Regions from separate parts of the Homo sapiens genome. Here region 1 is linked to region 2. Evidence: chromatin loops called from intact Hi-C (ENCODE). Cell type or tissue: heart right ventricle. All regions are shown on one strand. Links, peaks and the distances in the headings refer to the core of each region. The heading gives the core; the rest is flanking DNA.

Region 1 (15,642 bases), core at 3,333-11,332, 180 kb after region 2:
TCAGCCTCCTCACATCCGAAGTTGGGAGAACAATGGTGCCTCCGCCCCAGGACGGGCTCAAGGTTGAGATGACTCAGCGCAGGGGAATTCTCTGCACACCCTGTCCTCTGTGAATGCTGCTCTTGTTCCTGACTTCCAGGACCAGGCGAAGGTGGCCCAGCTCCCTCCCCGCAGCCTGTTCCATGGCCCACGGTGCTGGGCGTGAGACTGCTCCCTGGTTCTGTGGGCTGGGCCCTCCCTCTGGGCAGGTTCTGTGGTGGGAGAGACAACAGGCTCGCTTTGTAACTCCAGCTGCCAGGTGCACACCCACTGTGTCCTCCAGCCCAGGCGCTTCCTGAAACTCCCCCTTGGTGCTCTGCAGCTTGTTTGCAAAGGTGCTACTTCGCCTGCTGAAATAAAGTGTCCCATTCAGCTCTCTACTCCCGCGTGGTCTGTTGGTCCACGATTTGCCCTTTGTGAGCAGCTAGCTCAGTGGCGTTTCCTGGAGACAAAGGCCCAGGGTTGAGGGTGCCGTGGAGACAGCGCTACCTAAGGAAAGGCGCAGCTACAGGGCACAGCCCCTTGCTGGGGGCGGCCGCCGCAGGGCCGGGCATCTGCCGACCCTCAGCCAGGTCTGGGATCACCCTCACCAGGGCCAGGCCAGTGGGGGACCTGCGGCAGACCTATAGGAGTAGGAGCTGCTCCAGGGCCCCAGCCGTTGCCCGTCCACGGAGGTCACGTTCAGGCTAAGCTGGGCAGCCCGGCCTTGTGTTGCTGGCCCCCAGCCGAGGGAGGAGCTACGGGAGGGGTTGGGGTGAGGCTGTGGCTGGGATGTGCAGTGCCCAGCGACGGAGGGTGCTGGACATGTGCCCGGCTACTGGACAGCAGCCAGGGAGCAAGTCACAACAGAAGCCGAGGGGGAGGATCCTGCATCCCCACTGCTCCAGAAGGTGCATCCAGCTGGGGCGCCCTCACCGTGCGGACACAGGGGCTCCCAGCTTTCTGTGCACGCAAGGCCACAGCAGGAGCTTCCCGGGGTCTGCAGATGACCCAAAGCAGAGTTCATTTTCTTCCAGTACCCTCTCTGCTTCTAGAACCTTCCTCCAGCCCCATTCCAGCGCTCACTCTGGCCGAGACCCCTGCCCACTCACTGGTTGGTGGCCGGCCAGCCGCCCACCCCACGTCAGCAAAGCCAGCTGCCCGTGGCCCGAGGATGTGTCCTCGCCATGTTCCTACGGCCAGTCCTCCTGAGGCCACCGTGACCCCGAGGGGTCCCGTGACGGGACAGGCAGCTGACCCAGCACTGGCCACGCGGCCACCCACTGGAACAGGATGAGAGGAAGCTCCCGGGCAGCAGAAACCAAGCCACCCTCCCCTAGTCACCCCTGCATTTGTCATGTGCCTCCTGCATCTGAGGATGCCCTTCGAGGCCCTGGGGGTGGGGGGTGGGTGTGTCCTCTCTCAGACTAAGGAATCCGTGTCTAAGGTGCGGCTGCCCTTGGGATTTTGCAGGGTGGGTGACGTGCAAAGGGTGGGTGATGTGCACAGGGTTGGGCCTAGGGTAGAATTTGGGCTCTAGGGGACTCTGAACAGAGCGGAAACGTAACATCCAGACGTTCAGGGGCCTGGCTTTTGGGTGCAGCCTCCACCTGGCAGCAGGTTCTGTTCAGGGACAGGGGCTGAGAGCTGGCGCCTGCCCCAGCCTAGTGAGGATGCCAACGAAGGCAACTTCTGCTTTTCTTGAGGAAGAAACTTGGCTTTTGACTGGCCGGATTCAATGATTTTTCTTCCCTCCGAAACATTCCCTCCTGTCACTAGACTCTTTTCTTTTTGATATCTGTTTCTTTCTTTCTTTAACAATGAGCTCAGCACAAGGGGTGTGTTTGCCACCTGTCAGGAGGCAGCTAAGGGCTTATTGTAAGAACTTCTTTTCTTCCCATGGCAGCACTGGGGGAGAGGCCATGGCTGTCCCCATTTTATAGAGGAGCAAACCAAGGGCCACAGCCGTCGGTCACCTTGCTAGGAAGAAGAGGAGGGGAATTTAGGCCCAGCAAGCCGGTGAGCGGCTGGAGCTGTCAGCTTGGTGCTGGGCTGGGCGCCAGGAAGGCCTTGAGTGCTGGAGGGGCTCTCGGTGGCCTCAGAGTGTCTCTATAACCTCCCATTCCCACTCCTGTGCTCTGCAGTAAGCTCTGGGGCTCCCCACTGGGAGGGTGGCTGTGCTCCTGCCCCTTGGGGACTTCCTGGGGGCAGAGGTCTGAGCCATCTCCAGGGCCGGCCCCTGCAGCGCTCAGTTTAGGTGCGATACAAGGGTCTGGCTAGCCAGGTGTGGGGGCCGGTCACGGGCTGAGGGTTGAGGGAACCGTAACATTTCTGGACGCGTTTTTCTGTGGAGCAGGCAAGGTGGTCTGGTCAGGGTGGTGGTCTCCCCTGGGCCGTGGCAGGGGTATGGGGACACTGAACCACAGTCGTGGGGTCCACGGCCCAGTTCCAGTAGCCAATCAGGGGCACATGGTCCTGGTTCTTACCTTGGCTCATTGAGCAGCTGTGCCCAGTGCTGTGGGGTCAGGGGTGACATCCCAGATGGGTCTCCTGGATTTGGGCTGAAAGATCAGTCTTGGGGTACCCCCAGGGTCAGGGTGCTCAGAAACCCCCATGGTGGGCCTGGCCTGCCTTCCTGGCCTGCAGCCCTGCCTGATGCCAAAAGGTCACTGGGCCAGTCCTTGCCCACGGGCCCCTCCCCACGGTGAGACCTGCCCCACTTGAAACTTGCAAACATGGAAACTTGGCGATCTGACCCATGGCCTGGCCCAGCACTGCGACCTGATCCTGCGGCCCTGTGGGCCCCGGGCTCCCCATCGAGGTTGGGTTTCTAGGCTGCCTCAGCCTGTTCCAGCGAGAGGCGCTCGGGGTACGCTGGCCCAAGCCCCGCTGAGGTGCCTCCCAAGGAGGAGCCTGTGACCCTCAAGTGCAGGGGGTTGCAGATGCCCGTGAGCTCTGTCTCCCTCGTGAGTGGCCTGGGCACTGCTGCACGCGGGTGGTGGGGGCTGTGGCCCACCAAGGATTCAGCCTGGTAAGCGGCAGTGGGTGGGAAGGATGGTGTGGGCTCACTTGAGGGTCATGGGAGTCCGAAAGACTGGGGGACAGACTCAGGCCCGGGGAAGTCACATCCACAGGGACATCAGGTGCCCCCCTTGGGCCACCAGGACCAGACACATAGCACCCTGGACTCTCATCTCACAGTGTGGATCTGTGCACACACAAACATAGACACAGATGCACACAGATAAACACACACAGAGATATACACAGAAATACACACAGACATGCAGATACACAGAGACACAGATGGAGACACACAAATATGGAGACACACACAGATACACACAGAAATAGACACAGATACACACAGACATACACAGACACACAGATATGGAGACACACACACCGACACACACACAGAAATACCGACACACACAGCCAGCTGCTCCACCTTTGTGACCCCACCACCTCCTCCAGGGGCCCACCCTGATTGACTGAGAAGCTTTTGCTCCTAATTTGCTGAAATGAAGCCACCAGCGCTGGGGGGAGTGTGGCCCCGTGTCCCTTGAGCTCCCCGTGTCCCTTGCGCTCCCCGTGCTGGCCTCAGAGACCACATGTTCTAGCTGCATGAACAGCCAGCACACGGATAAATCCGTCTCCAGAGGGTACTTTTCGTGCAGAGCCAGTCGGCTGGGCCCTTTTTCTCCCTGCAGGACACCCTGTGTCTCTGTGGGAGGAGGGCAGTGATGCGGAGTGGGGAGTCCTCCTCAATCAGATAACATTGTGTCTCCCAGACGAGAGGCCCATGAAGGTCAGGGAGGGCACAGGGCTCTCGGAGGGAGTGTCTGGGGCCAATGTCACAACCTCTGCTTCACGCCCTTTCCAGACACAAGCGCAGACACTGAGCAAGGAGGAAGGAAGCTGAGACTCTGCGGGCCCGGGGACTGGCAGGAGCTCTTGTCCATGAGTTGAAGCTGTAGCACCAGGGTGGGGACAAGCCGGGCCCATGGTTTCCAGGGCCTCTGTCCTCCGTCCACCTGAGAGTTGTGCCTTGAGACAGGAGGCACTGGGCAGCCAGCACAGCCGCACTTTGAACAGCCATGCAGAAGCCTCCACCCAGGCAGCCCCTCCTCCCAGGCTGGCCGCACCATCCTTCTGATGAAGAAAAACCAGGTTCAGCCCTCTCTTATCGGGACACAAAATAAGGGCCCTGGCGCACCAGAGCAGGGTCATCCCCCTAGGGTGCAAGGAGGTGTTTTGGCCTCTAAGGACACAAAGAGCTGAGTGGAAAGACCAGCCCCTTCTAAGGGGGCGCGTAGAGGTGGATGTAAAGGGCCCCGCCCAGAGCTGGAAAAATGCTGGCCCCAGGCCACATCCTGGAGACTGAGGCTGCGCCTACTGGGAGACCAGGAGCCTTTACCTTTGCAAGGAGCTCCTGGGTGGTCCCAGTGAGTAACGCCCTGAGAGGTTACACCCATATCTCTCAGGAGTCAGGCTCCTGCCTCTGTGTGGAGCATAGTTCACAGAGACTGGTGCATGGGACACAGGCCACTCAGGGACAGTAGGGTAGATCCAGCTCCAGGGCCTGAGGAACAAATCACCTACTCATTCATTCACTCATTCTTTCATTCACTCATGAACCCATCCATCCAGTAATCCACCCACCCATCTCCCCATCCATCCATCCATCCATCCATCCACCCACCCATCTATCCATCCATCCATCCACCCACTCACCCACCCATCTGTCCATCCATCCATCCATCCATCCACCCACTCACCCACCCACTCATCTGTCCATCCATCCATCCATCCATCCATCCATCCAATCATACATCCATCCTTCCATCCACCCATCCTTTCACCCACCCTTTTATCTACCCACCAACCCACCCATCTATCCATCCATCCATCCATCCACCTAACCATCTATCCATCCTTGCACCCACTCATCTACCCATCCATCCATCTATCCACCTACTCACCCACCCACTCATCTATCCATTCATCCATCCACCCACCCACCCATCCTTTCACCCACCCTTCTATCTATCCACTTACCCACCCATCTATCCATCCATCCATCCATCCACCCATCCATCCATCTGCCCATCCACTCACCCACCTATCCATCCATTCATCCATCCATCCATCCACCCACCATTCATCCATCCATCCATCCACCTATCCACCCACCCACCCATCTATCCATCCATCCATCTATCCATCATTCCATTCACCCATAAATCCATCCATCCACCCACTCATCTGTCCATCCATCCATCCATCCATCCACCCACTCTTCAGATAGAAATCTATCCACCTACCCACCCATCTATCCATCCATCCATCCATCCATCCATCCACCCACCCAACCACCCACCTATCTACTCATCCATCCACCCATCCATCTACCCACCTATCCATCTATTCATCCATCCACCCATTCATCCATCTACCCATCCACCAATCCATCCATTCATGGTACGGGGATGTGCAGAGAATGAGATACCTTATGTGGCTGGGGACACAAAGGGAAACCTCCCAAGGTAGCAGTCCTGAGACGTCTGCCATCAGGAGGGAAGTGAGAGGCACTGAAGGGGTGTGTAGGGAACCCAGGGAAGGTCAGTCGTGGGGTGGGCAGTGCAGGGAGAAGAAGCATGGGGGAAGCACCTGCCCATCAGGTTGATGCCAGGGGTTCAGAGCAGTTAAGAAGAGCCAGGGCCGGGCGCGGTGGCTCACGCCTGTAATCCCAGCACTTTGGGAGGCCGAGGCGGGCGGATCACGAGGTCAGGAGATCGAGACCATCCTGGCTAACAAGGTGAAACCCCGTCTCTACTAAAAATACAAAAAATTAGCCGGGCGTGGTAGCGGGCGCCTGTAGTCCCAGCTACTCGGGAGGCTGAGGCAGGAGAATGGCGTGAACCCGGGAGGCGGAGCTTGCAGTGAGCTGAGATCGCGCCACTGCACTCCAGCCTGGGCGACAGAGCGAGACTCCGTCTCAAAAAAAAAAAAAAAAAAAGAAGAGCCAGAAGGTGTTCAGGCAGAGGGACCCCCAGGCTACCAGCGTCAGGAAATAAATGACACAGATTTGCAGAGAGAGGCCGTGGTCAGTCCTGCCTCCAGCTTCCTGGCCAGCCCTGCCTGCCCAGACATCTGAGTCAAAGTAGCCTCTGTCTTCTGTTGTTATTTTCAACATGTGTGCCTGCCACTTACGGTCCAGAAGGTGATGATGACAAGCACTGAAATAACCTTCTTGATCCAGGTGCTTCCTTTCTCCACAAAGGCCTCCCTCAACCTAGAAGGCTCCGTGGCTCTTTATGGCCAAGCAAAACCCTGAGTGGTTTCAGGGCTCTTGGTAGCTCCTGCCCACTCCACACACACATAATCTTAGTCCCATCCTCCCTGCTACAAATTCCTGCAAGTTTCGTACTCAGGAAATGCAGCTGGGGATGGGCACATCTGGGTACCAGGTGCTTTCAGAAGAAGCAGGTGTGGTCAGGGTGCAACTTATGGCAAAAACAGAACTTTCGGTCAAAAATGTCCTGTGCATGGTGACTGAGCACCACCTTGCGGACAAACTGCCAGTGAGCCGAGCCCTCCGGGACAGATGCTGGCAGTGGGGGAGGTGGACTCCGTGTAGACAGCTGCGTCCACCTGCATCAACACCACCCCAGAAAGCTCGGTCCTGGCCTTGCTGTTGGCCCTCGCCCAGGGGTAATATTGGCCTGGCCATCTCTGTCCCAGGCATGCTTTGCCTGCTCCAGAACCCCACAGGACAGGGCCCCCGGCTTCCCGTCTCCTCGCCCACCGTGCTCCTGACATTGCGTCCACAGCTCCGTCCACAGCCCCTGCCCCTGGTGCTGAGCAGCACTCCATGGCACAGATGTGCCACAGCTGCCAGTCACGCTCCTGAGCCTGGACTCTGTGTCATCTCCAGTTTGGCGCAATTACAATATTGAAACACAGCGGCCACGAACCTTCCTGTGCCTGCATGTGGGCAGATGTCTGCGTCCATTTCTCTCTGGTAAACACCAGGGGGAGCCGCTGGGTCACAGAGTAGAAGGATGTTGCATTTCCTGAAAAAGTGCCACACTCTTCCAAATGCCTGTGCCCTTTCCCACGCGTGGGGCCCCTGCCCATTTCGTAAGGCAGATCCGCCTCCATGCCGCACTGCCTCCTCCGTATTTTTGGCATTCGGTTGCTGAAATAGAACAACAGCCATCTCTGCTCAGCACTGTCCATTCTAGGAACCTGCAAGCATTTCATATACATGATGCTATTTTGGCAGAATCCTTAAAAACACAAGTGTTACTACGATGGACAGATGAGTAAACTGAGGCATAGAGCAAGAGATAACTTGCCTGTTTCTGCTTGTTGGTGTTGAGCTCAGTTGCCCCAACCCCCATCAGGCTGGCCCTGACACAGAGGCCTTGGTCTCCCTCAAAAACCATGATTCTCAAGGTCATAAAGATCCCAACACACGCCCCATCACAGGACCCCACCGCACAACTTCCTGAAATGACCACCCCCCAGCCACCGCCCAGAGGCCCCGTGTGCAGCCCTGACCACCAGGCCGGCCCACTTACAACACACAGGATCTATTTCTAGGGACCCAGGGCCTTAGGCTGTTGCGTCAGCCCAGAGATGGTGCGTGGCGAAGCTCCCAGTGCAATGAGAAATTGTGGTCTTGATTTGTATCCAACCAGACGTTTAATATCCGAGACCGTGCCCTGTGGTATGATGGTTGGCGGCAGGCGCTCTGGAGCCTAGTTGGCTTGAGGCCTAACTGCTGCTCTGGCAACGGTGCCCAATTTTCTCAAAAGTGCGATCGTCCGTAACGATAGCACCAGGGTGGTAGCTGTGAGGTTTGAGAGTCCCAGCACCTACTGGGACTAGAGAGCCCCAAACACCCAACGATGACTAAGACTCCTGAAGTCTGCGGGTGCCTGGAAACGGCGTGAGGGACGCCTGGGCCCTGGACAGAGCTGCCTCCTCCTGCCCGTCTTGCCTTGCCGCCTCCCCGCACACTACCAACATCCCCAGCTCCAGGGCCCAGGTGGATCCACGGGTTCCCCACACGGCCAGCTCTCCGGTGTCCTGGGGTTGGTTCAGTGATGCAAGCATCACCCCGTTGGGATCTGTCATGTCTGGGATTTCCAGGAGGGATCACGAGATTAGAAACGTGGCCGAGGCCTGGTGCTTCGTGGACGAGAGCTGTGGGAATCGCATTAGGGTCTGGGGAGGTCAGGGCGGCCCCTTGTGCCCCAACCCCCAGAGGACCCTCTGGTTCCTGGAGGCAAGCCCGCCATGCTCATGTATGACTCTGGAGACCAACCACGCTGGCGCAGGGGTGGTGCAACTCAGGAGGCGAGAGCCTCACTGATGAGGAAAATGTCACCCTAATGAGGAAAGTGCCATGTACCTGGGTAAGGTGGTGTCTGCTGGAGACTGGAGACTGCGCCTCCCAGCCCAAGCCTGCCGAGCACGGGGGCTCCTGGGGGGCATGGCAGGGCATCAGCCCCAATGAGGACAGGACAGCCAGGGTCTGAACCCTAAAGGCTACAGCAGGGAAGGAGGGGAGGAGGGAAGGAGGGCCGGGGGCTGGCCATGACCGGTGTGAGACATGGCCTTGGTGTCTGTCCCCCGCCAACAGACCAAGTCGGGTCACAAAAGGGCCTCCGTTTCAGGACAGCTGGCTCAGAAGGAGAACAGAGCACAGAGCCTTTGGTGAGGGAGCAGGGCCTGAGACAAGGCCGGCCCTCCTGTCCTGGACGTCTCGTGTCCCTCAGCTCATAGCCCTGTCCACTAAAAAAGGAGTCAAGCTTTTAAATAAGGGAAGTTCATCTTATTTGGAAGTTTTTCTGAGCACTGCAGCCCGGGAGGGGTCTTTCAGAGGCACATGGTCAGGCTGCTGCGGAACAGTCCCAGCTCCTGGCACAGCTCTGGTGATGCAGCTCGAAATGTGCACAGAAGTCACGGAAGAGCAGAGTCACACGGAGCTGCAGTGGGTTACAGAGAACGTCTGGATTATAGACGCAGAAGTCACGGAAGAGCAGAGTCACACGGAGCTGCAGTGGGTTACAGAGAACGTCTGGATTATAGACGCAGAAGTCACGGAAGAGCAGAGTCACACGGAGCTGCAGTGGGTTACAGAGAACGTCTGGATTATAGACGCAGAAGTCACGGAAGAGCAGAGTCACACGGAGCTGCAGTGGGTTACAGAGAACGTCTGGATTATAGATGCAGAAGTCACGGAAGAGCAGAGTCACACGGAGCTGCAGTGGGTTACAGAGAACGTCTGGATTATAGACGCAGAAGTCACGGAAGAGCAGAGTCACACGGAGCTGCAGTGGGTTACAGAGAACGTCTGGATTATAGACGCAGAAGTCACGGAAGAGCAGGGTCACACGGAGCTGCACGTGGGTTACAGAGAACGTCTGGATTATAGACGCAGAAGTCACGGAAGAGCAGAGTCACACGGAGCTGCGTGTGGGTTACAGAGAACGTCTGGATTATAGAGAACGTCTGGTTACGGAGAAAGCCTGGATTGTACTGAATGTCCGATTACAGAGAATGTCTGGTTGTAGAGAACGTCTGGATTACAGAGAATATCTGGATTAAAAAGAACATCCAGGGCCGGGTGCGGTGGCTCACGTCTGTCATCCCAGCACTTTGGGAGGCCGAGGTGGGCGGATCACCTGAGGTCAGGAGTTTGAGAGCAGTCTGACCAACATGAAGAAACCCCGTCTCTACTAAAAATACAAAATTAGCTAAGCATGGTGGTGCATGCCTGTAATCTCAGCTACTAGGGAGGTTGAAGCAGGAGAATCGCTTGAACCTGGGAGGTGGAGGTTGCAGGGAGCCAAGATCTCACCATTGCACTCCAGCCTGGGCAAAAAGAGTGCAACTGTCTCAAAAAAAAAAAAAAATCTGGATTATAGAAAACATCTGGTTACAGAGAATGTCTGGATTATACAGAATGTCTGGTTAGAGAGAATATCTGGTTGCAAAGAACATCTGGATTATAGAGAAGGTTACAGAGGACAACTGGTTATAGAGAAAGTCCAATTACAGAGAACTTCAGTTTACACAGAACATCTGGATTACAGAGAACGTCCAGATTATACAGAATGGTTACAGAGAATGTCTGGTTACAGATCCCAGAGGCATAATTACCAACCCTGCCAGACCTTATCTCGTGCAGGACACAGCAAGGACGTGAGTCACGTACCGTCTTTAAGGAATGGAGTGGCTCAGGCAGGAGTCGGGGTGACGCATTGTCAGTTCATTGTGTCTTCAGAGCATCTTTCCAGCAAGCGGCAGTCATCACAGTCGGGTTGAGAAATGAGGCTGCAAGTGGCAGTGGGCACACACGGCTCCTCGTGCTGCTCCTTTGCCTCACAGCCCCCTTGTTCTTGGTCCTACAGCATCTTCCTGCATCGTCCACCCTCCACCCTGCTGCCTGTCCCCATCCTTGGTTGAAGTGGATGCCCAGATCCCACGAGTCTAAATATTCAGTTTTAAATCTCAGGACAAACTGTCACATAAAGTCAGCTCTGGGCCGTCACAGTGACCCACAAGGCCAGGATCCAGGTAGAATCTTGGCTCTCCGCATTCAGAATGGGATCTCTGGCCCAGGCCTCAGGGGGACAAGCTGCCCCCTCCACCCAAGCCCTGAAGGCTCCAGGACGCGCACCCTCAGTCCTCACACTGTCATGGGTGTGTAACCTGCCCCAGCACTGTCCAGCAAAGAGGGAGACCCAGCAAAGTGGGAAATGGGAAGGTGGCCTCCTCTGCCCCACCCCATCCCCCAGCAGCCTGGGGAGATCAGGAACACGGCGCTGCCCACAGAGGACCCTCCTGGCCCACCGTCCCCTCGTGGCGGGTATCTGCCCTGTGGGCTCGTGAGCTCTGACTTGACTATGGGCGGTGTGGGGGTGTCCACAAGGCTGTGCGTGGAGGCATGAGCCACCTGGGTGACCCCACCACAGGGACGGAAGCCAGCAGCATGGCTGGGGTGGGAACACTGCCTGGCTGGTACCCTGATTCCCCACCTGGATCTGGGGAGTTGGGCCTCTCTGGGGAGGCTTCCCTGACCAAGTGCCATGGGATCCCGGGATGCAAGGAACTTCCCGTCACCCTATAATGGCCAGTAGGTCCGGGGCTCCTCGCAAGCCCTCCCCTGGCCGAGGCCCCCTTCCGGTCCAGGATTCTGCAGAGTGACCAAGACCCGGGAGAGTCAGTCCGGAGTAGAAACCACCATACGGGCCCGGCCTGGTGGCTCACGCCTGTAATCCTAGCACTTTGGGAGGCCGAGGTGAGTGGGTTGCCCAAGCTCAGGAATTCGAGACCAGCCTGGGCAACGCGGTGAAACCTCGACTCTACTAAAATACAAATTAGCTGGGCATGGCAGCGTGCACCTGTAATCCCAGTTACTCCGGAGACTGAGGCAGGACAATTGCTTGAACTCGGCACGTCCGGAACTGGTTCCTTCCGGTGGGTTCTTAATCTCACTGACTTCAAGAATGAAGCCACAGACCCTCGGGTGAGTGTTGCAGTTCTTTGTGTCCGGAGTTCCTTCCGGTGGGTTCCTGGTCTCGCTGACTTCAGGAGTGAAGCCACAGACCTTCACAGGGAGTGTTACAGCTCTTACAGGTGGCGCGTTTGGAGTTGTTGGTTCCTCCCAGTGGGTTCGTGGTCTCGCTGGCTTCAAGAATGAAGCTGCAGACCTCTGCGGGGAGTGTTATAGCTCATAAAGGCAGTGAGGCCCCAAAGAGCAAGCGGCAACAAGATCTATTGCAAAGAGCAAAACAACAAAGCCACCAGGGTACCGAGAAGGACCCAAACGGTTTGCCACTGCCGGCTCGGCTACCAGCTTTTTATTCCTTTATTTGACCCCGCCCACATCCTGCTGACTGGTCCATTTTACAGAGTGCTGATTGGTCCATTTTACAGAGTGCTGATTGGCCCATTTTTACAGAGTGCTGATTGGTACGTTTACAAACTTTAGCTAGACACAGCACTGATTGGTGCATTTACAAATCTTTAGCTAGACAGAAAAGTTCTCCAAGTCCCCACTAGACCCAGGAAGTCCAGCTGGCTTCACCTCTCACCGGGAGGCAGAGATTGCAGTGAGCCGAGATCGCACCATTGCACTCCAGCCTGGTCGACAGAGCGAGACTCCATCTCAAAAAAATAAAAGAAAGAAAGAAACGGCCGTGTGGGGTGGATGGTCGTCAGGGTCCGCACTGCAGAGACCCTGGGAGCTCCTGTGCCTGGTGGGCAGAGAGTGCCCACCATGGTGAAGGGGCCTGCATCTGGCCTGACCAAGGACCAGGCCAGCTGATCGCTGCTCAGTGGACTTGGTGTGGACAGAGGGTAGGGAGGCTCCACAGGCCCTGGCCGCAGGCACCTCTGGGAAAGCATATCCACATCATCTTCCACCGTGAGGCGGGTGGCGACCAGAATGCAGTCAGTGTCTTGTATAAAACCCAGCGCGATGCCTGTGTTGCTGCCCCATGTCCCCAGCGGGGAGAAATCGCTGGGTCTGAGTACTTGAGGATGCAATTCAGACTGTCAGGAGGGGAGCGCCCCACCCAGCCCGAGGGGCCTCGTCCCACCCGTGCCCAGGGACACACGTGGACGCAGGTGGGGCTGAGCCGCCCCTGGGGTACCGTGGGCACTGGGGCACTGCTGGTGCCATCTCCCACCTCAGGCCCCTCCAAGGGGTGTCCCTGGGCTGCTTCCCCTCCCTCTGCTGGGGGGCTGCCCTCTCCCTGAAGCACCCCCAGTCCCTCCCCAGCAGACTGATGCCGAGACTGAGGCAGAGGCTGAAAGTCATTTCCAAAAGGTCCTCGGTGACACTGGAACTCGTTCTGCTTGTTAAAAATTTCAAACCGGAACGAGACTTTGGAGCTTATTTTGTCCAAGCCTTTTATTTTTCAAAGGAGGCAACTGCACTGAGAGCGTTAGACTCAAGGTGCCTGGCACTGACTCAGGCTCCAGGGCACCCCCTCCCCGGGATGCCCCACACGAAGCACCCGTCCCTAGAAGGTGGCCCCAGGTTCGTGGTCCCATCTTCAACCCCAGGGTTTACTGTCTCTATATTCTCTGCCGTGAAGTCTAAGGGCAGCTCAAATTTCATAAACGGAGAAACAGTCCTATTTGTCGATTCTCAACTGCCTTTATCTCCAGAGATCCCGTGAGAGCAGGGATTTGTGGAATGACTCACTGTGTAGCGGCGTCTTCTGGCGGTGGACGAGGCCGGGCGCACGATTTTCCCCGTGGGTGAGAGTGCCCTCTGCTGGTCCATCCAGACACCGCTGTCAACAAAGTTTCCTGAGGAATGGTCACCTGGCTCAGCTGGGGGAACCGGACTCCCCATTCTATCCCATTCCGTGCCCCACCCAGAGTCTTAAGCTAGACCAAAGCTGATTTTTCTCCCACACTAAGAATATGCCCGGGGCTGGTATAGGGCACCAGGTGTCGGGAATGCAGGCTCTGTGAGTCTCGCCAAGTCACTGAGTTACCATTGCAGCACAGGCTTCCTCCTGATGGCCCAAGGTGGCTGCTCAGGCTCCAGCCCTCACATGTGCCTTCCAGGCAGCCAGAAGGAGACATGAGGAGGGGAAGGGCCTGTCCCTTCCTTTAAGAAAACTCCTGGAGGTTGTATTCACACTTTTGCTCACCTGTCATTGACCTAAACATTTTCCTGTGGCCACGCCTGGCTCCAAGGAAGCTGGGGAGCCAGGGGGTCTAGGAACAGTGAGAGATGCTCATGTTGACAAAGAATGTGCCCGCCAGCCACAGAGCAGCTCCGCCCGGTCCTACACTCACCCTGCATGCAGCTCCATCGCTTCTCTCAGTGCTGGCGGCTCCAGAGCTTCTGGAGCTGCAGGATGCTTGGAAAGAACATAGACTCAAGGAAAGTGGCGCCTGGAGCCTGCAGCCACTGGTGAGATGGGTGGAAGCAGCCCTCAGAGGCCGATCCCTCCCTCACACCATCAGGATAGTCTGTTAGCCTCGCCAGGCCCCAGCTTTCTTGTCCATGGAGTGGGGTTACTAACAGTTCCCACCTCAGAGGCTGGGATTCATAGAGTCTGGGTTTTAGGGGAGGCTGGGATCAGAGAAGCTGGGATCGGGAGGCTGGGAGTGGGGGTCCTGGGATGGAGGAGGCTGGGATTAGGAGGCTGGGATTGGGGAGGCTGGGATTGGGAGGCTGGGATAGAGGAGGCTGGGATTGAGGGCACCTGGGTTCCCTCTGGTCTCTGCCTTCTCCCTGGCTGCCTGGTTGGTCCCAAGGCCACACTCAGATTTGGAAGGTGATCTGTGTCTCATCCAGGCGTCCACTGTGGCTTCACGTTTCTGTCAGTCATATGCACTAGGCTGCACCTCACCTTGTTAAGTAGAGATTTTAACATTCACCCCCTGAACATGAAATCAGCATGTGGACTAAACTCAGAAAGATTTCCCGAGGCAAAATCGTGTCTTTAGTGGGCCATTTAGTGTGGGATCTACTTAAACTATCACTGGAATACATGGTGGATGTCAAGGAAGGCCCTGGCCCAACCCTGCTGCTGCTGAGGGAGGGGGCGGGGGTAAGGCCTGGTAGGGGGGCGGGAAGCACCTCTGGGTTCTGTACCTGGAGTGCCCACCCTGAATCACCCACCTTCACGCACCGTCTCTGTGGCTGTGGAAACATCCGGCACAATGAGCACGGGGCGACTGTGAGACAGGGCCTTAGAAAGGGCGCGGTCTCTGGACTTGGAGTGAATGTCTGCACCCTTGGGTGTCAGACGCCCCAGTGGCTCTCAGTATCGACTGGAGGCTCTACAGAGAAGTGCAGTTGTGTCTGCTCTGTGGTACTCGCTGGTGACGATGAGTTACTGAGCTGTGACCATCGACACCGACTCCCACTCTCAACAGGGCTGAACACCTGCAGCGACTCCGTGGTCCTGCGAAGGTGCTTATGGCCACGCTGGGGCTTGGTCGACTCCTCCTGGGCTCTGGCATCACTGAAATAGTGTCAGGGACCTCGATCTCGGGCCTCCAGCCTCCAGAACGGTGGGGAAGCAATGTCAGTCACTCATCCAGGCTGTGGCATTTTGTTACAGCGGCCCAAGCAGACCAATGCACCCCCTCGCCCTGTGGGTGGTAGTGACGGGAATCCATCACTCCAGCGGGTCGCCTCATGGCCAGAGGCATGGCAGGCTGGAGAGGCCGACTGCGGTCGGAGGGACCTGCTGTGTTCTCCTGGAGGAAGAATGAAGCCTTGAAGTCAGCAGAGCCCAAAGCTGCGGGGTCGGGGGCGCAGGGAGCGCTTTGCACGTGGGTCGCTGAGAGCGAGAGCATTGCTCACCGCCACTCCCGGGACCTGTGCAGAACGAGCGGCCCCAGCCCCGGCTCTGGCCCCAGCGTTGACTGAGAACCATCGCCCTGCACCTGAGGCAGGAGAACAGGGAATGGGGTCACCGAGGGCTAAGGCAGAAGCCGGAGGGCAGCAGGTGCCACCGGTTCCTGGCTGGATTGGGCGGCACACAGGCCGCAGCCTCCTTCCTGGGAAAACAAGACAGGAGTCTCCACCTCAGCCTCTGATTGGCCGCAGGCCAGTCTTCATAGGAT
Region 2 (15,642 bases), core at 4,111-12,110:
CTTCAGCCCACCCGTCCCCTTCACTGCATTGGTCTCCATTCCTTTCTCCACAGCTTCCCAGCACTCCTGTGCCAGGGCCTTTCCCCAGCTCCAGGCCCAGCTGCAAGTGAGGTCCAGGCCTCCCTCGGCCCGTGCCATGGAGAGAGGCAGTAACCTGGCGAGGATGCCCGGGTGTGGAGGAGGGACCTGGGCTGGGGCTGTGTTGTGGGGAGGGGCCGGGGATGCCCCCTAGCGGACTGGGATGGTGTCTCTGATGCAGAGATGTTGGGGGAGGTGGTCGCAGAGGTAGAGGGAGGGTAGAGGGAGCTGGAAACGGGGAGGGGAAAGGCCCCTCGCACTGGGTGCCCGCCCTGCAAGTGTTGTGCTGGCCAGGATGAGAAGCTGTGGCCACTCAGCAGCCCTGGAGCAGGCCATCGGGGAATCTCCAGGGAGGGGCTGGCAGGCAGAGGCCCAGAGGCAGGACCTGCAGCTCGAGTTGAATGGGCAGCAGGGCCACAAAGACGCCAAGGCCGGGGCACTGTGGGACCCCTGCCCGCAAGGAAGGGGGGCGCCATGTGGGCTGCGCGGGGCTGGGTTTTGCTGTTTTGGCCCATGCTTTCCCTGTGCCTCTGCCTGTTCAGAGCCCCTGGCGCCCTGGAGGAAGGTCTGGGGGCAGCAGGGGGACCTGGATGGCTGGGGGTGGAGTGGGAGGGGAAGGTGGGGTCCAGGGTTTTCCTCCTAGTCCAGGGAGTTGGCCGCGGGTTTGGAGGACAGAGCCCTGACAGGGACGTGAGGCATTGGCTGTGAGCTCGAGGGGACGTACTCATGGGCGCCAGGGCAGAGACAGAGGAGGCTCAGAATTGGAGTCTGGGGCCTCTGGGAGGGGAGCTGGCTGGTGAAGTGGTCCAGGGTGAGGGCGGGGGCATGGCAGCAAGCAGAAGGACCCCTTTCCACTGACCCACGCCGCTCGTCCACAGCAGAGGCTCGGACCCCATTCCACGTGGGAGGTGGAACATGCTGGGGGGGACAGCAGCCCAAGTGGGGACAGAGGGGGGTCCAGCAGCCTTGCCCCACCCCACCCCCCACCGGATCCCAGGGGTCCAGCAGTCCCCTTGCCTCTGACCAGATCGCTGGGTCCAGCAGCCCATCATCTGCATCACAGGGGCAATGTGTGGTTTTTAGGTTTTGGTGTGTGTGGTGTGTCTGTGTGGTGTGTGTGTGTGTGTGGTGTGTGTTTGTGTGTCTGTGTGTGTGGTGTGTGTGTAGTGTGTGTTTGTGGTGTGTGTGTGGTGTGTGTGTGTCTGTGGTGTGTGTGTGGTGTGTCTGTGTGGTGTGTGTTTGTGTGTCTGTGTGAGTGTGGTGTGTGTGTGGTGTGTTTGTGTCTGTGTGGTGTGTGTGATGTGTCTGTGTGGTGTGTGTGTGGTGTGTGTGTGTGTGTGTCTGTGTGGTGTGTGTGTAGTGTGTGTGGTGTGTGTGTGTGTGGTGTGTGTTTGTGTGTCTATGTGTGTGTAGTGTGTGGTGTGTATGTGTCTGTGTGTTTGTCTATGCACATTTCTTTGGTCCTGGCCTTTTTTAATGATGGCAACAAACTTTACGAGAGTTTAGTCTTCATCTTTCTTTCTTTCTTTTCATATCTCTTGCAGCTTTTCCTGGATTTGTTTTTCTTTTCATTTTGAGGTTTTCTCCATAAATGTTTTCATTGTGGGTTTTGTTGGCAAGTCTTCTGAAGGCTTATGAGACTATTTTTATTATACCCTCAAAATACTTCTTTCTTTCAACTATTGTATTTTTTTACAGCCATTATTTCCACTTTGTTCTTTTTTCAGGACATTTTTCTTTTTCACACCGCTAACATCTTTTCTTATCATGTTAAATATGAGCATCCTACTCATGTTAAGTCATGTGTCTATTCTAACACACCTGCTTCAGATGTCTGTCATACACCTTCCAGTTTGTGGCTTTTTCTTTTGTGATATTTAAATTGCTTGGGCGTTTAGTTCCCTTCACCCAAGAGCTCACCTTCCTCTACAAGTGGGTTTAATCACCTCTGGAGGAAGATACATCCTCCACAACTTCTATTTTCATGCATAGCATCCAAAATACAAACTTCTGGCTATGCCAAAGACCACAAGGCCAATCACCAAGAGACAAAAAGGAAATATAAACAGAACTGAATAGGAGCAGATGTTGGACTTACCAAATATGATTTTAAATTAACTTTAGTTAAAATCACATGACAATATGAACAATACTACAGGATAACTGAAGTCTTTTGTTTTTTGAAAATCAAATGGAAATACTAGAACTAAGAACTGTATTAACTGAAAGTACTTAAAAGATGGGGTTAGCAACTGATTGAACATCAGAATAAAGATCAGTGAACCAGAAGCTAGGTAGGTAGAACACATAAAGAATAATGCAATCAAAACTAAAAGGAAAAAAGTAGAAAAAAGGGCGTGACAACGTATGAGACATGATGCAAATGCATGACATGTATGGACTGGAGTCCCAGAAGAAGAAGAGAGAGAATGAGGGAGAAGAATATTTAAAGAAACACTGGTTAAGACATTCCCAAAATCAATGAAAGACATCAGACCACATATCTATGAAGCTCTGCAAACATGAAGCAAAATGAATGCAAAGAAAACCACGCCTGGGCATCTTACAGTCAAAAATAAAAAGGAAGAGAAAAATTGTGACAGTAAATAGGCTGATGTTTTACTTCTCAACAGAAAATAATGGAAGCTGAAAGACAACTGAATGATGTATTTTTAAATTCTGGGGTTAAAAATAACAGCTCACCTAGAATCTTATATCCAGTTAAAATATTTTTATGAAAATAAACATGAACTGAAGATGTATTCAGATGAAAAGTTTGAGGGAATTTATCACCACTAATCTTCACTAAAATAAATGTAAAGGAACTTTTTCAGGCCAAAGGCAAATTATCCAAAAATATCTTGTTTTCAAACACAAGAAAATAGGAGAAAATTTGAAAATCAATAGAAAAGGTAAACTTGTGGGCAAACCCACTGAAAACAATAAAAATAATGATATATTGTAGAATTAAATATGCATACAATTAGGATACAGAAAAATGATGCAAAAGCCAGGATAGGAAAATGAGGTTAAAGAATTATAACGTGCTTGCATCCAGGAGCAAGTGTGCTAAGTCTGATACATCACCAATGCAGGTGAGGAGTCATTAAGAGAATGATTTAAAATGCACATGACTAAAAGCTTAGTGGAGAAAAATAAGAAAAAGTATTAACTCATCAAAAACTAACAGGAAAAGATGAAAACCAGCTAATGAGGTCACAATGAAGAAAACTGTAATGGGGTAAATCTAAGCACAGAAGTATCGTTAATTAATGTAGTCATATAAATTACACAAATACTCCAACTAAAAGACAAAGATTGTCATGCTGGATTATAAAAATAAAACAAAACAAATGATATGTTCCTTTAGATGGTACTCGGTAGTGCAGGTGCCTAAAGGCAGAAGGATAGTGCCGAGACCAGCTCGGTCGGGGAGACCCTAACCCAGTGGCGCTAGAGGAATTAAAGACGCACACACAGAAATACAGAGGTGTGAAGTGGGAAATAGGGGTCGCACAGCCTTCAGAGCTGAGAGCCCCGAAACAGAGATTTACCCACATATTTATTAACAGCAAATCAGTCATTAGGATTGTTTCTATAGATATTAAATTAACTAAAAGTATCCCTTATGGGAAACGAAGGGATGGGACGAATTAAAAGAATAGGTTGGGCTGGTTAACTGCAGGAGGAGCATATCCTCAAGGCACAGATCGCTCATGCTATTGTTTGTGGCTTAAGAATGCCTTTAAGCGGTTTTCCACCCTGGGCGGGCCAGGTGTTCCTTGCCCTCATTCCCGTAAACCCACAACCTTCTAGTGTGGGCGTTATGGCCATTATGAACATGTCACAGTGCTGCAGAGATTTTGTTTATGGCCAGTTTTGGGGCCAGTTTATGACCAGATTTTGGGGGGCCTGCTCCCAACAGATAGGAAAGGTGTCTCATGCAAACAGAAAACCAGCAGAATGTTTGGGAAAAATGATCAACAAATTTGACTTGGTCAGCATGGACAGAGCCCCGTGCATGAGGACTGACTTCAGCCTATGAATTTCTCCAAGTAGACAAGGAACATTACCAAAACTAATGGCCCATTGGATCATTAAAGAGTCCCCCCAAAATTGGTGGTGTTGAAAACATACAGAACATAGTTTCTGACCTGGATTCCATCCAAGCCATGAGGGGTTTTATGCCCTGGGCTTAGATTATGGTGCATCAGGGTAGGCTTCCACTCTTTAGCACAGAGCTCGGTGTTCCAAAGGCCACGAGGAGTTTTAGATCCTGGACCCCGGACATGTTCCAAGACTCTTTTACATTATGTCAGACATGCAAGCCCTGCCTCAGCTTCTCCCAACACTCAGCTTTTCTCCCAACATTAACTATATCAAAAATGAAAATGGAGACATCACTAAAGATCCCACAGATACTAAGTTAATAATAAAAGAATATGCTGAACAATTTATGCCAATAAATTTGACAATTTAGAAAAATTGAACAAACTCTGAAAAACACAACTTGCCAAAACTGATGCAAGAAAAATTTATGAGTCCTGAACAATCTTATTTAAAATGTTCCCACAGAGAAAACTTCAGGTCCAGTTGGCTCCACCAGCAAACCATTCTTCCAAACGTTTGTGGGAGAAAAAACACCAATCTTACACAAACTCTTCCAGAGAAGAGAAAAAATGATTAATGCTTTGCAACTTTATTTAAAAGACTAGCCTGACTTTGTGATTAAAATGTGATGAGATCATTGCAAGAAAGAAACATTACAACAATCTCTGACATGTGCATGGACCAAGTATCCTCTAAAAATGAATGAATTGCTGATAAATGAATTCAGTGAAGTCTCAGGTTACAAAATCAATGTACACAAATCAGTAGCACCGCTATACACCAACAATGACCAAGCTGAGAATCAAATCAAGAACCCGAGCTCTTTTACAATAGCTGCAAAAAGTAAAATAAAATAACTAGAAATAACTTGACCAAGAGGTGAAATATCTCTACAAGGAGACCTAGCAAACACTGCTGAAAGAAATTGTATATGACACAAACCAACGGAAATACATCCCATGATCATGGATTGGAAGAATCAATATTGTGAAAGTGACCACACTACCCAAAGCAATCTACAGATTCAATGCAATTCCTATGAAGATACCAACATCGCTTTTCAAAGAATTGGGAAAACAATCCTAAATACCATGCTGTTTTGGTTACCATAGCCTTGTAAGATAATTTGAAGTCAGGTAATGTGATTCCTCCAGCTTTGTTCTTTTTGCTTAGGATTACTTTGGCTATTCAGGCATTTTTTTATTCTATGAATTTTAGGGAGGGAGGGGAAGGAGGGAAGGAGGAAGGGAAGGAAGGAAAGAAGGAAGGAAGGAAGAAAGGGAGGGAGGAAAGAAAGAGAGAGGGAGAGAAAGAAAAGAAAGAGAAAAGAAAAAGAAAGAGATGGAAGGATGGAAGGAAGGAAGGAAAGAAAGGCAGAAAGATAGGAAAGAAAAAAAGAAAGGAAGAGAGAAAGAGAGAAAGAAAGAGAGAAAGAGAGAAAGAAAGAAAGAGAAAGAAAGGGAAAGAAATCATTCCAGTCAAAAGCCCCGTGTTAGAGATCAGCCGGTGGTTTCTGCTTACCTGAACTATAACCATGTACACTGAGATGGACTTTGGTTTGCTTGAGTTGAAACCCAAGGCGCTGGGGTCATCTCATTCTAATGATCTCCCAATTATTTTAACCTGTGTGTGTGTTTACTATGTGCACACACACAAGCACAACTAAGAACTCAAATTCAGAATAAAGAAATTCTACAAATCAATAAAAGACAAAAACCCAATTTTTGAAAACGCAAAGACAGTATCCAAATTGCCAATAAGCATATACAACCGTGCTCAACTTCAACGATTGCGGGAGCAACGAGTATCAAAAACACAATAAAATACCAATATACACCCGACAAAATGGCTAAAATTTACAGCTGACAATTGCAAGTGGTGGCAAGGGTGTGGGGCAACTGGAACTCCCATAGACTGTTGGAGAGTGTGAGTTGGCACAGCCACTCTGAAAAGCTGTTAAGCCCTGTTTGATAAAGCTGAGCATGTGCATACTCTATAACCCAGCACTTCAAATCCAGTGTATGTTCCACATCTGTACAAGAATTCCATCTGCCACAAAGTACACATGAGGCTGTTTGTGACACCCTTACTCACAACAGGTAAAAACTACTGTGATTAACAGAACGGATAATAAACTGCGTTCACATAATGGAATACTATAAGGCCGCTTACATGAATGAAACAGTGCTGTGTTCAACAGCATGGGTGAGTTTCACACTTATATGAAGTTCAAGAAGAGCTGAAGGTAATCTGTGTGTTAGAAGAGGGGTTGTGGAGCCTTATGGGGTGGAGGTTTCTGGGGGCTGGGATTGTTCTATGTCCTGGTCTTGGAGGTCTCGATGCTGTAACAATTCACCATAATTTTCTTATTCATATTATACTTCAAAAAATTGCCTAAAAACAATAAAAGGGTTAGGAAACTAAATAAATCAAATTTAATTTAAAAATAAATTCCTGGCTGGGCGCAGTGGCTCACACCTGTAATCCCAGCACTTTGGGAGGCCAAGGTGGGTGGATCACGAGGTCAGGAGATTGCGACCATCCTGGCTAACATGGTGAAACCCGTCTCTACTAAAAATATAAAAAATCAGCCAGGTGCAGTGGCTCACACCTGTAATCCCAGCACTTTGGGAGGCCAAGGTAGGTGGATCATGAGGTCAGGAGTTCAAGACCAATCTGGCCAATGTGGTGAAATCCCGTCTCTACTAAAAAATACAAAAATTAGCCAGGCATGGTAGTGGGCACCTGTAATTCCACCTACTTGGGAGGCTGAGGCAGGAAGAATTGCTTGAACCTGGGAGGCAGAAGTTGCAATGAGCTGAGATCACGCCACTGTACTCCAGCTTAGGCAACACAGAGAGACTCCATCTCAGAAAAAAAAAAAAATACAAAAAATACAAAAAATTAGCCGGGCATGGTGGCAGATGCCTGTAATTCCAGCTACTTGGGAAGCTGAGGCAGGAGAATTGCTTGAACCAGGGAGGCGGAGGTTGCAGTGAGCTGAGATTGCACCACTGCACTCCAGCCTGGGTGACAGAGTGAGACTCCGTCTCAATAAATAAATAAATAAATTCCCACATTGATTCTTTTGCGGGAAAAAGCAATAAAATGTGTGACCAGGCAAACAGACTAATGGAATAAAAGAAAGTGCCAAAAAGGGCCCCCTTCAATGGGAACCCTGATATGACAGGACCATCATCTATGGAACCCCACTGTGATGAATGTGGGCCCCGCATCCCTGGAGAAGGGGTACCAGGACCAGCATGGGGGGTGAGAGCTTCCAAAAATGCCCGCCAACTGCCTTCCTTCTTCACCAGGCCAGGCGAGTGCTCAAAGCACTTTTCCTGCAGGAACCGAGACGCGAGCTCCTTTAACAGCCACCAGCGAGTCCCACATCACCCTCCCCCTCTACCCGACATCCCTTTTCATTCTCAGGGGAAGCACCCTGGCCCCTCTTTGGCCTGGGCCCCCTGGGATGGGCTGCCTGGCGCAGCTGCATCCTGTAGGAGTCAGTGGGCGGCTGGGGCTCCGTGTCTTCCTGGGACTTCTATTGAAGGCATTTTGAGGAGGTTGGAAGATAAGTGTCTAGTTAGGCATTAGAGAGAAGTCTCCCTTCACAGTGGCAAAGTTAGGCTGTGTGTCTTTTCCTGTCTTGGGAGTAGCCGCTCTTGCCCCAGCTGCGGATGCTGGGTGTGAGCAAGGCTTTCAGGCTGGCCATGGGCTCCTTCCAGGCTTGAGCTGTGTCCCCTGAAGCCAGGGGGAGCCATTGACCTGCGGCCTCCCAGAGCAGGGGCACGAGGTCTGTCGCTGGACTTTCCAAGTCGACTTCCTTCTTTTGTCCTGCCAATTTTCTAAAGAAGAAAGCTGCCTTTTCTCTGGAGGCTGGCAGGAGCCATCTGGGAGAATGAAATACAGCCTCTTCCTCTTTGTCTTTAACTTCCCTTCAAAGCTGAGCGAGAAAAAAAAGATGACTTGGTCTGGGGTCCTTGGTGGCATCAAGCCCCCAGCACCCCTCCTGTCAAAGCAAAGAATATTACCAAGGGTAAAAAAGCGACATTTCATAAAGAGGCAATTTATCAAGATGACATAGCAGTCCTAATTATTTGTGCCCGTAATTACAAAGCTTCAAAATACTTGAAACAAAATTGATAGAATTGCAAGGAGAAATTTTTAAAATCACAATTACAGTAAGAGATTTCAACATCACTCTCTCAATAATTGAAAAAAGAGCAAGCAGACAAAGCAGCAAGAAAGAACATTGTGTAGTCCCAGCTACTCGGGAGGCTGAGGCAAGAGAATGGCATGAACCCAGGAGGCGGAGCTTGCAGTGAGCCGAGATCGCGCCACTGCACTCCAGCCCGGGCAACAGAGCGAGACTCCGTCTCAAAAAAATAAAAAAAATAAAGAACATTGGACAACATCGATCAGCACGATCTGACTGATGCCTACAGAACCCTCCACCCAACCACAGAGGAACTCATGTTCTTCTTTTTTTGAGACGGAGTCTCGCTCTGTCGCCCAGGCTGGAGTGCAGTGGCACCATCTCGGCTCACTGCAAGCTCTGCCTCCTGGGTTCAAGTGATTCTCCTGCCTCAGCCTCCCAAGTAGCTGGGACTACAGGTGCCCGCCACCACATCCAACTAATTTTTTTTGTATTTTTTAGTAGAGACAGGGTTTCACAGTTTTAGCCAGGACGGTCTCGATCTCCTGACCTCATGATCCGTCCGCCTCAGCCTCCCAAAGTGCTGGGATTACAGGCGTGAGCCACCACGCCCGGCCAATTTTTAGGTTTATGAGTGGCTGTCCCTGGAGCTCAGCTATGCTTGGGAAGCTGAGCCTCCCAGTCACAGGGGGCAGGTGCAGACAGGCTTGTACCAGAGGAGGTCGGCTGTCACATCCTGTCCCCACCACTGCCCACAAGCTGTGGGGCCAGGCCTGGGGACTTAGCACACCTGGCCCACCAGCCATGGCCCACAGCCCATGGTGAGCTCAGGGAGGTGGGTGAGACAGATGGAGCTGGCCTGTGTGGCTTGGCCCTGGGAGGCCTCTGTTTCCTCCCTCAGTGCCACCCCCAACCCCAGGAGGGGTAGGGACCAGTGGGCAGACGCCGAGCCCCTGGGTGCTGGAGCAGAGGAGACTGGCGATGAGGACCTGCATGCCCATCACACCCTCTGATGATCAGAAAGAAACCAATGCAATCCCTTCCCCGGCTCTCAGCCCTTCCAGGACTTCTCACCAGTGCAGAATTCCACCGTACACCTCATCTCCATCCTGGCCCAGGGTTAGCCCTGAAGATCAGGGGGCCTGGCCCAGATACTTCCTGCTCCCCACAGTGATTTTATGGGACTGAGCCAAGAGGATGCCCTGGCAGGGGGCTTCTGGAACCTGGTGGCCTTCATCTGCACCGCCTCTCTCTGCAGGCTCCCAGGCAGCATCAGGGTCTGTCTGGCCCAAGGGGAGGTGGAGTGCCCAGGACCTTGGTACATGGGCAAGTAAGGACTGAGATGTGTGGACTGCAGACCAAGCCCATCTTCCAGGGAGAGCAAAGAGAGCGGCACTGTGCCCACCCGGGCGACCCCTCCTGCACAGGTCCCATCAGAAATGGCATGGCTCCACCCCCAGCCTCTGCGATAAAGAAATCGAGATGACCCTAAGTTGTGCAAGGTCAGGCATCCCTCAGTGGCACAGGAACAGAACCACGGGTCTGTCCTGTTGTGCTTTTTTTTTTTTTTTTTAAAATAAAAGTGGTGGTTTTTAACCCCTTCGATCCAGAGCTCTTCTGTCTCGGTTGTGGTCCCACAGAACATTCTCTGTCTCCTACTCCTCAGTGAGACTGAAGGAACGGCTGCCAAGGAGCAGAAAGGCAGCTCTGGGGGCTGAACCCTGTGTGCAGCTGAGAGGCCGTGAGGCCTGGGATGTCCGGCAGGGTTGGGAAATAATGAGGAATAACTGGCAACTAGAATCCCAGGAGAGGGGCTTATCTTTAATGAAGTTCCTGGAAGTTATAAGCATTAAAATTAAAGAGGCAATTTCTGCTGGGCGAAAACTTTTTAGCACCAAGTGTCCATGGGCTTGCGGGAGAGAAGCCCAGGACAGAAACCCCCAGGGCAGCAGAGCAAGGCTCTTTTGTCCATCACTGCCGAGCAGCTGGGAGCCCCCTGTACTCACTGGGGAGAAAAAGCAGGTGGCCAGGGCAACAGGCAAGGGAGGGAGGGCTTGTGTAGAAGGGGAGTTGATTTTTTTTTAAGTGCATTCCCTCTTGGGACATATCTATGGACACTTGGAAAACCCAGGAAAGAGAACAGGTCACTTCCATTCCACAGTGCAGCATGGTTATTAAGCACTTACTGTGTGCCCTGAGTAACACGGGGTCCCTGCTCTCGGGAACGGTGTGACATGCTCGGCAACTCTGAGTTACCAGGGAGCGGGAGGGGTTCTGAAGTTCCCAGGCTCTGAGGACCGACTGTTGATGGAAGGCCTGGGCCACATCAGGTGTTTGCCCTGAGGACCCTTGTCGAGTCCCGGGACACCATGAAGGAGAATCCTGGATTTGGGGTCTGTTGTTCAGAAGAAAATGATCCCAGGTCGGCCGGGCGCGGTGGCTCACGCCTGTAATCCCAGCACTTTGGGAGGCCGAGGCGGGGGGATCACGAGGTCAGGAGATCGAGACCATCCTGGCTAACATGGTGAAACCCCGTCTCTACTAAAAATACAAAAAATTAGCCGGGCGTGGTGGTGGGCGCCTGTAGTCCCAGCTACTCAGGAGACTGAGGCAGGAGAATGGCGTGAACCCAGAAGGTGGAGCTTGCAGTGAGCTGAGATCGCACCACTGCACTCCAGCCTAGTGACAGAGCGAGACTCCGTCTCAAAAAAAAAAAAAAAAAGAAAATGACCCCAGATTGTGAGGCCCGGCTGAGCAGCCGTGAGCAGCTGGATGGGCACAGAGCCACCTCCTACTCCTCACCCAGGCTGTTCCCGAGGAAACCATTTCTGGGGTGACTGCAGAGAGGACAGCCCACCCTCTGCTCTTAGAGAAACAGCAGGGAGGAGAAGGCTGGAGTTCAACCTCCACCCCCACTCCCTGACTGTCAGCCAGGATGATGGAATCTGTGGTCATTTCCAGGAGAGCTTGTGCAAGCAGGAAGTAGCCAGACAGCAGCAGCGACCTCTTTAAACCCATTTTTTCAGACTTGGTTGATAGAGAGTATCGGAGTCGAGCTAGCCCCACCTCTCAGTCTGTCGCTCTCAAGTTGCCCAATGTGGAAGAGATATGGGGTCTGGAGGAGGAACGAGTGACACAGGTTCTGCAGGGCCAGTGGGTCAGCGGTGGGACGGGAATGACAGCCAGGACCCAGCATGCACTGCCCCCTCACAGGGCTTTTTCACAAAGGCTGAACTCTGCCTGCAAATTGCACAGAGACCCTTACACGGCAAGAAACTTTTATAAATGGGAGGTACCTGCAGGCTCCAGGGGAGGAGGGGAGAGAGGAGAGGAAAGGAGGGAAGAGAGATAGGAGAGTAGGGGAGAGAGGACAGAGAGACCAGGGGAGAAAGGAGGGAGGGGAAGGGAGAATGAAGGGGAGAGAGGAGGGGAGGGGAGCAGGGAGTACCTGGGAGGGCTAATGCCCATTCTCATCCAGGAGCGAGGAAGGACCAGCTCCCAGGCTGGCCTTCTGTTAGGATAGATCCTGCTCCATAAGAGGCCATGGAAGCAGGACCTGCCACAGAATTTCCAGGACCCAGGGAAAGATGTCCATGTAGGACCCCTTGTTCAAAAGTTAAGAATTTCAAGACAGCAACAGCAGAGCATTAAACCAAGCTCAGGGCCCAGGAAGTGGGGCGTGTTACATGCAGAGGGCAATGGAGCCCTTGAAAATGCAAAAGGCATCTATCCCCGTGCACAGGCTCTGTGTGTGCTTGTGTGAACTTGTATATGGGTACATGTGCTGTGTGCATGCATGTGAACGTGTGTGTGCATGTTTGGAGGGCAGGTATGCAGAGAAGTGTCATCAGGTACAACTCTCCTCTACTTCAGTGGACCCTGGGCTCACCCATGGTGAGGGCCCCCCACATAGAGCGCTTCCACATCTCAGCCAGCTGGGAGCCCACAGTGTCCATGCCCAGGCCCCATGCAGTGTTCAGAGTCCATGCAGAGTGCTGCCCATTGGGTGGGCCTGAGGCTCCAGGAAACAGACATGACAGCCCATGGGCAGGTGGCCTTCTGGTCAACAGCCATGAGGAGGCCTCAAGAGAAAGCTGCCTGGCAACCTCTTTCATCTGGGACAACTGGTCTGGCCCAACTGAGAAACAGCCTGGACTTCAGGCTGCCTCCTGCCAGTGGCTCCGTGGGTACCAGAGGCCAGGGGTGCTCCATCCTTTTTCCTGGGAGGGGTGAGTTGGGCCAGCCAGCCTCACTGTGGCCGCCTGGTGGGGCTGCAGGCCTGCCCCTTCCACCTCCCCACAGCCTTCTGGAGGGAAACACTAAGAAGAAGGCCGCTTCCTACACCATGTCCCACTGGCCTGGGGGACTTCAAACCCGGAAGCTAGTGTGGCCACAATCTCCTTTTGCAGCCCAAGAGTTGGAGACTGGTTTCTAAGGAGACAGTCAGTGCCTGGGTTGGTGGCAGGTGGGCTGTCTGCAGGAGGAAACCTCAGTGGGCCTGGGCCTGCCTGCAGGAGGGCATTGTTGGGAAGGCTACGGAAGACTCTCAGAGCCTACATCTCCATTCAGGGGCAACTCCATCCACCCTCATCGCCCCCTCTCCACCTGGCTGTCCTTACCTCCAGCCGGACACCAAGCCAGCTCTGCTGCAGGTGCAAAGGGGCCACCTGCCCCAGCCCAGCTTCCACATGTGAATGTCCTGTGCTCTAGACAGCCAGGACCTGCTGCCACCTGCTTGCTGGGGCGGTGAGCACCCTCAGGCATACCTGTTCATCACCCACAGATGCCCAGCCCTGTGCTTACCCCACAGCACATGCACACAATGCCCCCTGGATGCCACAAATCGTTTCTAGCAGCAAATGAGTCAGAAGGGAATGGACCCAAAGTCTAGACCCCACTCCACCCCCATCCTGCTGAGGTTGTGAGCTCCAGGGGAGCAGAGGCAGCTAAGGACACGGGCCATGGCTGGTCCCTGGCAACCTTGTAGCACCACCTGGTGACCCAGCAGTGAGCAGGGTGCTTGAAACACCACTGGGCAGGTATCACTCACACCTACACCGTGGAGCAGCCCATTCCAATGGCAAAGATTCCCGATTACACTATTAAATAAGAAAAGAATGTACTTTTTTTCTTTTACTACATAGAGATGTTAAGCTTCTATAAATCAAAAAACAGGGCCAGGCATGGTGGCTCATGCCTGTAATCCCAGCATGTTGGGAGGCCAAGGTGGGTGGATCACCTGAGGTCGAGAGTTCAAGACCAGGCTGGCCAACATGGTGAAACCCTATCTCTACTCAAAACACAAAAAATTAGCCGGGCGTGGTGGCATGTGCCTGTAGTCCCAGCTGCTTGGGAGGCTGAGAGAGGAGAATGGCTTGAACTCAGGAGGCAGAGGTTGCAGTGAGCCGAGACTGCGCCACTGCACTCCAGCCTGCACAACAGAGCGAGACTCCCATCACACACACACACAAAAAAAATCAAAAACCAGATAAATGTAATAGCAAACTGGGTGAATGTTTGCAGCAAAATTACAGAGAAAACATATCCTTCACAGAGGAAAAGCTCTTACTAATCAAGAAAACAACACCATAATGGAAAGAGAAATATAACTGTAGACATTCAACGTAGATGTCAACCTTGCCCATGACCAAGGAAACAAACACTGAAACCATCATGAGACTTTGTTTTTCAGTTTGCTACAGTTTGGAAAGGAAACGAGCTTGCCCCTGTGTGGCTGGTGGGCATGTGGGCATGTGGGCTGGCAACAGCTTTCTGAGCGGCTGCACCTCTAAGAACAAAAGCAGTTCCATCCTCTTCCAGGGAAGAGGAATGTTTCAGGAATCACTTAGAAACATAAACAGGAATTTGTGAAGGAGGCCACCCAATACAATGTTACCTGCAATGGCAAACTAAAAGCAATGTAGCTGCTTGATGGGAAGAAATGGTGAAACCCATGTCCCTACATTTGTACCTTCAAGGACCAGGCAGAAGGGTAAAGTGCACTTTTAAAGAATATTTGAACATTGAGAAATAAAAATACAATCCCAAGACCTCCAACTGACTAAATGAACCCCTTCTTGGCCAAGGGGACTCCAGAGAAACCTTAAACACTGGGTTCCAAGCCATGAAGGGATGAAATGCCAGACAGACCTCATTATGCCCCCTCCCTCACTAACCGCTGCCATTGAGTTTCTTTCCTAAGGGTAAACAGAAAGCCCTTTTGAAAGATTTGCCAGACTCCCCACCCCTCGTGTAGTTTTGACACAACAACCAGCCAGCATTCCTTCCTGATAACAGATCCTGACTGTGGACTGGTTCTAGCTGGTGTAGAGGCTGCACACAGGATGCCTCTGTGTCCTTCATTTCACCTTTTGACCTACAGAGCCTCATTTCAATGCACTTAAATGTGAAGTCTCCACCCCAAAGTGAACACAGGACACATGTAACACACATGTGAGCTCACTGTGCATGCGTGCCCCTCACCCTTGTAGAGTACTCACAGTGCCTCCTGTAGCCTCTCAGCCACCACGGTCAGCACATTCCTGTCTCATCCTCCCCACCCTCAAAGTGCCTGCTTCCGGTTTAGGGTGGAGGCCACACCTCCCAGCCTGTGGATGGTTACTTGCAGGCTGCAACTCTTTAGAGAAATAAAGCTCTCCCTTCCATGTTTATGAATCTCATGAATCTTCAGTTGACAACATATAAAGAAATGAGCATGAAATGATTTTCAGTAAAATAAGTAGGAAACAAAACTGCAGATAATTAGGTGATTATCTTGGGAGATGGGAATCTGTGGGGGGGGGAGGGAATTTTTATTTTTCTCTTCACATTTTTCCACATTTTTCTAATTTTTTTACAATGATCATACAGCACTTTCATAACAAAAAATAATAAACATTTTATTTCACAAAACTATAACCTGGAAAAAGTGATAAATGTCTATAAGTGAATATTCCATAGCGGTAAGAATGGATGAGGCATTTTTATCCACAAGGCAGATCTTCAGAACATGAGGCACTGCTACTGGTACTGGGCATGGCTTTGGCTGCTCTCCCAGTGGGGGTCTGAGGTGGCCCTGGGCCATCTGCCCTCACCTGGCTCTGGGGCAACAGGGGCAGGGGTGGGAGAGGCATCAGGTCTGGGAAAAGGCACAGTCCACGGGCTCCACTGGATCAAGGCAGTGCCCTCCACTCCATCGGGCCTGAGTGGAGATGGCCTCACTGGCTTAGCTCTGCCCAAGCAAATCCACCCTCGTGTTGCCTCCAAGGCATCCGCCAGGTCCTCACCTCACC

The links. Hi-C counts contacts between places; a loop is a spot of excess contacts. Peaks named below come from ENCODE experiments on the same cell type or tissue, not always from the same donor. Only the 100,000 strongest peaks of a DNase experiment are listed, where the experiment ranks them.
Region 1: a loop joins it to region 2, with 4 times the contacts of the local background. A loop is called at or near these places in 12 of 110 quality-filtered maps.

The regions. Positions count from the first base shown.
Region 1 is chr5:1,161,272-1,176,913 of GRCh38, forward strand. It overlaps LOC124900189, which reads right to left. Exons shown (of 8, transcript XM_047417960.1): 5 at 14,690-15,273; 6 at 13,858-14,417; 7 at 13,253-13,359; 8 at 11,825-12,207. It overlaps TERLR1 (TERT regulating lncRNA 1), which reads right to left. Exons shown (of 5, transcript NR_109911.1): 2 at 14,690-15,273; 3 at 13,858-14,417; 4 at 13,253-13,359; 5 at 11,825-12,207. Among named protein-coding and RNA genes, the nearest start is that of TERLR1, 9.5 kb to the right of the region's middle. RefSeq lists enhancers at 6,285-6,806, 6,807-7,326, 8,563-8,732 and a cis regulatory region at 8,648. In heart right ventricle, for the core only: a CTCF peak has its summit at 7,056 (motif pointing right); DNase peaks (open chromatin) are centred at 6,654 and 7,070; H3K4me3 peaks cover 330 bases; H3K27me3 peaks cover 809 bases.
Region 2 is chr5:982,421-998,062 of GRCh38, forward strand. It overlaps LINC02982 (long intergenic non-protein coding RNA 2982), which reads right to left and starts at 14,920. Exons shown (of 2, transcript NR_104615.1): 1 at 14,851-14,920; 2 at 4,757-8,137. It overlaps LOC124900932 (a long non-coding RNA gene), which reads right to left. Exons shown (of 2, transcript XR_007058677.1): 2 at 15,224-15,642. RefSeq lists enhancers at 8,711-9,425, 12,353-12,853. In heart right ventricle, for the core only: a CTCF peak has its summit at 7,940; DNase peaks (open chromatin) are centred at 7,941, 8,511, 10,091, 11,121 and 3 weaker places; H3K27ac peaks cover 4,576 bases.